Regions from separate parts of the Homo sapiens genome. Here region 1 is linked to region 2. The links are chromatin contacts, found by Hi-C or POLR2A ChIA-PET in ENCODE. All regions are on one chromosome and are shown on one strand. Each heading gives the region's core, a stretch centred on a gene start or an enhancer-like site at or near the end of the contact. The rest is flanking DNA. Distances are from core to core; before and after follow the strand shown. Region 1 holds the start of NFKBIZ (NFKB inhibitor zeta). Region 2 has its middle 170 kb from the start of RDUR.

Region 1 (3,285 bases), core at 545-3,044, 260 kb before region 2:
CAGGACCACCATTGTACATGGAGTTCATTATTGACTTAAACATCATTTTGTGGGGTATGGCTGTATTTACTTTGGACCTACCCCCACCAGGGTCTTATGCCACCTACTAATACTGAGTAACAATCCAAACTCATCGTGTCCCCCCCTTCGTCCTAAAACCCAAACATTCTGCTCTGTGATCCCTTGTGATCTGGAGCTGGTGGCCCTGTTCACCTGGTCGTGGCTCCAAGCCATGGCCTGACTGGGGACCCTTTCATTTCTCCCCCCCTCCAAAAGAGCGAGACCTGTGGGTTCTGCCCTAGCAATGCTGCCCAGCTCTGCTTTCTGTCAATTTACTTTCTCCTTTCCCACTGTATCTGCCCCAGTGCCCAGTCATTTCTCTCCTGGGCTACTGCAGTGGATCCTAATGGCCTCTGGGCTCCTCATCTTCTCTCAACTGCTTGCAGATTAATTTTGCCTACCTAAAATTCATGTTTTCTCAATGTTTATTAAATAAAATTCCAGTGTCTCAGCTGCTGGAGGTGCTCCACCCAAAGGCACCAAGTTATCTTTTATATTTAATGCCATCTTCTCCTCTTGACAATCGTAAAAGGGGACTATACACTCTAATATGAACCCTCTCCTTAATTCTTTGCTCTTGTTCTTTCTGTAAATGCTGTGGGCCCCAATCCCACCCATCCTTTAGGACCTATCTTAAATGCCACCACCCCTGCAAAGATTTTCCTCCTGACCTCCTTTTTCCTCTACCAGACCTGTTGTTTCTCCTTTTAGGTGGCTCACTGAACTTTGTATCCCTCGTGTTATTTAATCATAATCGGTTTATTTAAACATAGCATGTGTGTACTTAACCTTATCATTCCCGCATTTTTTGCTAGTTGGACTTGAACAAATAGTTGTATAAATCCATTGGAAAAAAGTATTCAAGATAGGAAAGGCCAAAATTACTGTGTTAGTTTATCAGATAGTGTAAAGCTATGCAGAATTTTAAAAGTTATATCTACATATACTACAGCACCTACATGTTTGTGTATTATTTTGCTAAGATGGCTTTGTTCTAGTATTGAAGGATACAGAAGTGTGGCATTACTTTTTATTCATGGCTGCACCTAAAACATTATTTGCGTCCCAGCAGATAATTTGAGAACATAAAAATGCTCCAACATCTCTTTCAGTTCGGGATGTTGCCTAAAACCGTCGACAAACGCTATGTTTGAGAAGGGAGGCTACGCTGGGGCGCCGGAGGAGACAGGCCCTTAAGAACCTTCCAGAGATGCCTTAACTGGGCTAACAGCTCGCCGCGCCGGGGCAGGCAGAGGGGTGCGGGGCGCGCTCCTTCCAGGACTTGCCAGTCCCCAAGAACCAGGCCAACCGGTTCCCTCCACTGACTCCCGCCTCCCTCTGCAGGCCCAGCCCTGCGCCGCGCGCCCTCTCCCCGGGCGCCCAGGCCCGGCGGGGGCCTAGAGGGCAGGGATGGCCCGGGCGAGGGACGGGGTCCCGGAGGCGGGAGGCGGGAGGCGGGAGGCGGGAAGCGGGAGGCTGGAAGCCGCGCGCTGTCGGGGTTTCCCGGTGAAGGGCAGGCAAACAACCGGTCGGTCTGGGCGGAGCCGGGCGGGCGGGGCGAGGGCGGAGGGCGGAGGGCGCATTGCCTCATCCTGTACATTTTACTGGAAATCGGACGCATCCGGAGGAGGGGCTGGGAGGCGGCCCGGGCACCGCCAATGGCCGGGCCGGGCGCCGGGGAGGTCGGCGAGCGCTGCGGCCCGTTAAATACCCTGGCAGTCCCGCGCCGCGCCCGTACTGGCCCGCGCCGTCCGCCCGCCGACAGCTCCCTGAGCCAGCCCGGGAGGCAGCCGCGCGCAGCGAGCCGGTGGCGCAGGTGTCGGGGTCCTCGAGCGCCCAGCCTGGGAGCATGATTGTGGACAAGCTGCTGGACGACAGCCGCGGCGGAGAGGGGCTGCGGGACGCGGCGGGCGGCTGCGGCCTCATGACCAGCCCGCTCAACCTGAGCTACTTCTACGGCGCGTCGCCGCCCGCCGCCGCCCCGGGCGCCTGCGACGCCAGCTGCTCGGTCTTGGGCCCCTCGGCGCCCGGCTCGCCCGGCTCCGACTCCTCCGACTTCTCCTCTGCCTCGTCGGTGTCCTCCTGCGGCGCCGTGGAGTCCCGGTCGAGAGGCGGCGCCCGCGCCGAGCGCCAGCCAGGTACCCGCCGGCCCCGCACCGCTGCGTACTCGGGGCGCGCACGCCTAGGAGGTTGGGAGCGGGACTCCCCAGATGGAGGGTGGCCCCTGCGCCCTCCTTAGAGCTAGGACGTACGCACCTTAGCCATCAATTACCACTCCCCGCCTTGCCCGGGCCGGGCGCCTGCCTGACCTACACGCCCTTCGCCGGCCCGCGGAACCGGCTCCCTCCCGCGGGCCTCGGGGGGGCTTCAGAAACCGCTCGGCCGAGCTCTGACTGCCGGGCGAGTGACCAGGAGATCGCTCGCTCTCTAAGAAGCAGCTTTGTTGAGTCATAATTAATAAACTATGATGAGATTTGGGGTCTGATGTAGGTGTAATTTTCTTCTTGTGAATATTTTAGTGGAAAGCTGTAGCAGAGGATAAGGGTTTGGGAATAGCGTTAAAGGTCATGACTTATTTCTCAGTTTTTATGGAATTTTTCAGTAAAAAGACTTGACCGTCAAAGAAAAGGAAACTGCTGTTATCAAGGTGAAGCCGGGCTGAAAACCAACTCAAGTTATGCCTTTAGTTTGGCGAGTTTCGGAAGTCTGCCCGGAATTTTTGCGGTCTTGTTTTTGTTGTGTGTGCCTTAAAAAAAATGGATAAGCCATATCTAGCAGAGAAAGACGTAATGTTATCTTTCATGGGCTGCGAATTGGTTTCCTTTCTTAGTGAACCGAGTTGCATAATTTGGGGGAAAACAGGATGCCCCTGTGGGTAGGCTAGAAAAACGCCTCGATAATTGAACGTTGAGAGTAATTAGCATGATTTTAAAGAACGTCTCTTTCCGGTGTTTCCCACTCTTAGCCACTCCTGTTTTGGTTGTCATTTATTTTAAAAAGTGATATCTCATTTTCATTTTAAGTCATTTAAAATCATGCGAAAAGCGATTTAAACCACTGCGTAGCAGATCCAGAAAGAATATGTGTTTAGGACCTTTTCTTACCCACTTGGCCTTCATCTGGCTGAAACTGTTCTGCTGGTCCCTTGGTTTACCACACAGCCACAGGGGATTTCTGAAACTGCATTTTTTTCTTTCTGTGACGTTGGATTATGAACTGCTGTCA
Region 2 (3,662 bases), core at 267-2,766:
TAGTCAAACTAGTTAACCCAGTTACCTTTACAGTGTGGGTGACAATGTTTTATGATATTTGAAGGATCTAAGGAAACAATAAATATGATAATGGGTGACATTTTAATGGAAACCTATTGTTTACACACACTTTCACCATACATTATTTAATTTTTATAAAGAATAAAAGAATTATCTTGAAAGTAGAATCTGACTTCAGTTGTGTTATGCAATGCTGGAATTAGCAGAAAAGAAGGCTTAGAGTTGTCCAGTTACAAACTTCAGATACAAAGGGTTTCTGACATAGTAGAAATTCTCCATCTCAACTTAGGAAAGGAAAAAACAAACACATGGACAAACAAATAGGGACAAAAACTGAAAAATGAGGAAGAAATTCCTTATGCTGAAGACTGAATGTCAGGAGGAAGTTTCAGCATTTCTTCCCCCATTTGAATTTACTCTTTGGAATGATTCTTAAATATTTAAGCCTGATAGCTAGAAACTGAAAAATCGACACTCCCAAGTCATGTGTAGATTTTTAAGTAGTGACTCTTCTCCTTTCAAGGTTGATGATGATGATGATGAAGTTAATGTTTACTGAGACTTACCATGGATCACATACTGTGCTGACAGGTTTACAGGAAATATGCCATAATCTTTCCAATAACCTGATTAAACAAACCCTACTATCTCCATTTTCAAACAAGGGAAAATGAAGCGTAGAGAGGTTAATCGACAGCTAGTGAGTGGGTGAACTGACTGGATATCAGATTAACTGACTCCAAAGTCTGCATATTTAATGATTATACTTTACTACAGGGCAGACATTAAGGATATTGTAGCAGAGTTGTCTGAACAAAAATGTCGCTATTTTGCAATACATTCTAATCAGGTGAGCTGCTCGGTCAAATTTCCGACAGATCACTATTCATGTTAGTGGCCTTTGTGAAGCAGCCTGCAACACCTCGTGTCATGCAAGCCATTCGGCTGAGTTCACTTCTCCACTAGACCGCTGAGAAAGCTCACGGTGCCTCCACGAGGCAGTCAACATGGCTCGAAGTGAGGAGGCTGAGCCCACTCAGCAGCAGCCCTGTCATCTCAATGTTTGGCTTTGTTGCTATTACTGGTCATGTCTATTTTATGGATGAAAAACCTGAGGTTCACAGAGATTTTATCAAATGTTTTTATTAAGTTGTTATTTTTGTTAGAGACCAGATGACAACATTTTGGATTTGAAGAAATTTTTGTTAAACATAAACAGCATGAAAAATAAAGGTCTCAAGACCTCCCTTGACCTTCCAGCTACTCTGGAAACTCAATAAACACTAGAACATTAATCAATCTAGATAATTTCTTTAAGAGTAAGAAGCTTTCTATATGTGGCTCTATTCTAGAAACACTGGGTTCTAATAGAGAAGAGATATTCCTCTGGAGAGTTTTTTTTTTTTCTCTTCTCAGAATGGTGGCTTCCTTTTTCTTGCCTTTTGAGAAAATGTGTGTTCTGTCAGCAGCTATGAGCACAGATCTGGGTGCCGATCAAGACTTTGACGTGAGGCCTGAGAAAACGCAGAACTGAGGTAAATAGTTCCAGGAAACACTATACAGCCTGTCACGATGTTCTGCGGTATTTCAAATGTTTTAGAAAAAGGTGAACTTGAGGTGAATATGAAAAAGATAAAGGTTCATTTTAGTCTGGGAAACAGAAAATTCTGGAAAGCAAAAACTGAATTTTTATTTTCAGTGTTATATAAGCATAGCTTTTTGCTTTCATTAAAAAGAGGAAACATTAGTGAACTTGAGTTTGGGGCACACGTCGAATAAAAGCTAAGTCTGTTATCATGAACCTCAAAGTTCTTCATCATTTGGCTTCACTGATTGCATTGACTACCACTCTCCCCCTCCCTCACAGCTCTCTTGTCAAACAGGCCTTCATTAATTTCCTTGTACACTTGCTTTAACCTAAGGAACTTTTGCATTTGCTGTTCCCTCTGCCTGAAGTGCCCTTCCTGCCCTTCACATAGTGGATTTATTCTCACCCTTCAGGTCACAGCTTAAATGTTGTCTCCTTGGAACACCATTGCTAGACCACCCTAGTCAGCCGCTGTGCCTCCCCTGCCCCTCCATCTTGTGTGCTCATCTGTGGCTCTCCTCTCCTTTGGGACACATGGGAAAAGTGTACTTTCTTGACACCCTTACAGGTGGGTAGGACTCTGGGACAAGTGTTGACCAACAGGACATAAAAGTGATGTGATGGTGCAGTCTCATTACCCTTGGTGTTGTCCAGGCATGAGAGCAACATGGACCAGATCCCCTGGCAATGTGTGGCGTATAAATGCATGAGTAAGAAAGCAAAACACAGAAAACACAACTTTGTTAAGACACGATATTTTTGGGATTGTTTGTTATTAAAACGTAACTGCTCCCATCCTATCTAAAACATTACCATATTTTATTTTCTTCAGAGCACTTTCTCCTTTTTGAAATCATTTCTCATTTATTTATTTATCATTAATCTATCCCCCGCCCCTACATTGTCAGGTACATTTGTAGATACACAATACACTAAATGATTAACTTTTCATGGGGTCTGTGGATCCTCATCAATCTCAAACAATCTTTAAAAAGCCTTTCAGAATAGCCCTTAGGCCGTCTGCTAACTACTTAGTCCTGAATCTGGTAAATAAAGAGATGTCCATTGATGGCCCTTGTTGAAATAGGCGAGGTGCCCATTACCTCAGTGCTCTCCCTGCCTCATCCATTTATCCTGATAGAGGAAAGCTGCCTAACTAATTCTGGAAAGTCTATAAACTGAGCAGGACCAGACAGAATGAATATTGTTTCCAGTTCCTAATGAGGGTCTCCTCCAAATACGTACTCTAGGAAGGAAGAAGGCATGTGTTTCCAGAGTCTACACAGGTTATGTTCTCTACCATATGTTCTCCCCCTGCCTTGACCTACTCATTCAGATAGACTGAATCAACTGACTCCTTCCAAATGGCACATACAAGGAAAGTTTGTGTTTTCTACCACGCTAAGAATTGAACTAATCAACACCTTTGTGATTTTCCTTTTTACTTGGAGTCCTTAGAGGCTTTGTTCCATGCCAGTCTCTCCTGGCTGCTATGGCCCCGGTGCTCTGGCTTCAAGGCTCAAGACTGGGTGGACTTTCTGGGCTCACTGGCTTCTGGCTCTGCTCTCCCACTGCCACTTCCCAAGCACCCCACTAGGCTCAGCTACCTGTACGGTTGGAGGTGATCTCTGAGCAAGTATGGGTATTGGTCATGCACTGCCTTCCAAAGATGGAAGAACCTCACATATGGGCGACACTACTCTACTCCTCTTTGCTCCCTAAAATTACCTTTGTCTCCTGCTAGGAACTGGGATAAACCATGTTATATATTACTTTCAAGTTTTCCTTTACTTACGCTGTTCCTTCTTACCTTTCATTGATCGGTTAATTCCTAATTATTTTCTAAGACTTGGCTCAGGCATTGTATTCTAAGCATGTGTCCTATTGGGTTAAAAACCCCTCCTCTGTGGCCCAAACAGCACCCCAGAAGTACTTCTGTTTAATTACCTATCATAAAGTACTAAATGATGTGTTTACTTCTCTCTTACTGGACAGTGAGTTCTCCAGTGGCAGGGATTTTATCTTATTTATCTTTTTACTTTCCATGCTTGAT

Evidence for each region. Hi-C counts contacts between places; a loop is a spot of excess contacts on that map. ChIA-PET counts read pairs that join two places held with the same protein, here RNA polymerase II (POLR2A). Pooled maps may share reads with other maps.
Region 1: a map of CD4-positive, alpha-beta T cell shows a loop between it and region 2 (6-fold over the local background). The contact joins the promoter of NFKBIZ here to the enhancer-like site in region 2. A Hi-C loop is called at or near these places in 5 of 168 maps with a recorded cell type or tissue (CD4-positive, alpha-beta T cell, CD8-positive, alpha-beta T cell, MCF 10A and 1 more) and 11 of 50 pooled maps. POLR2A ChIA-PET finds 5 or more read pairs at or near these places in 16 of 52 experiments (A549, CD4-positive, alpha-beta T cell, CD8-positive, alpha-beta T cell and 10 more).

The regions. Positions count from the first base shown.
Region 1 is chr3:101,847,720-101,851,004 of GRCh38, forward strand. It overlaps NFKBIZ (NFKB inhibitor zeta), which reads left to right and starts at 1,795. Exons shown (of 12, transcript NM_031419.4): 1 at 1,795-2,198. The coding sequence starts at 1,910. RefSeq lists enhancers at 854-1,691, 1,486-1,780 and silencers at 1,274-2,473, 1,522-1,693.
Region 2 is chr3:102,112,920-102,116,581 of GRCh38, forward strand. No RefSeq gene overlaps it. Among named protein-coding and RNA genes, the nearest start is that of RDUR, 170 kb to the left of the region's middle. Within about 2 kb of position 1,517, at least 6 of the 41 ENCODE cell types and tissues checked have a DNase peak (open chromatin) inside an H3K27ac peak, as active enhancers do; they include CD4-positive, alpha-beta T cell and CD8-positive, alpha-beta T cell, where a contact is called at or near this core.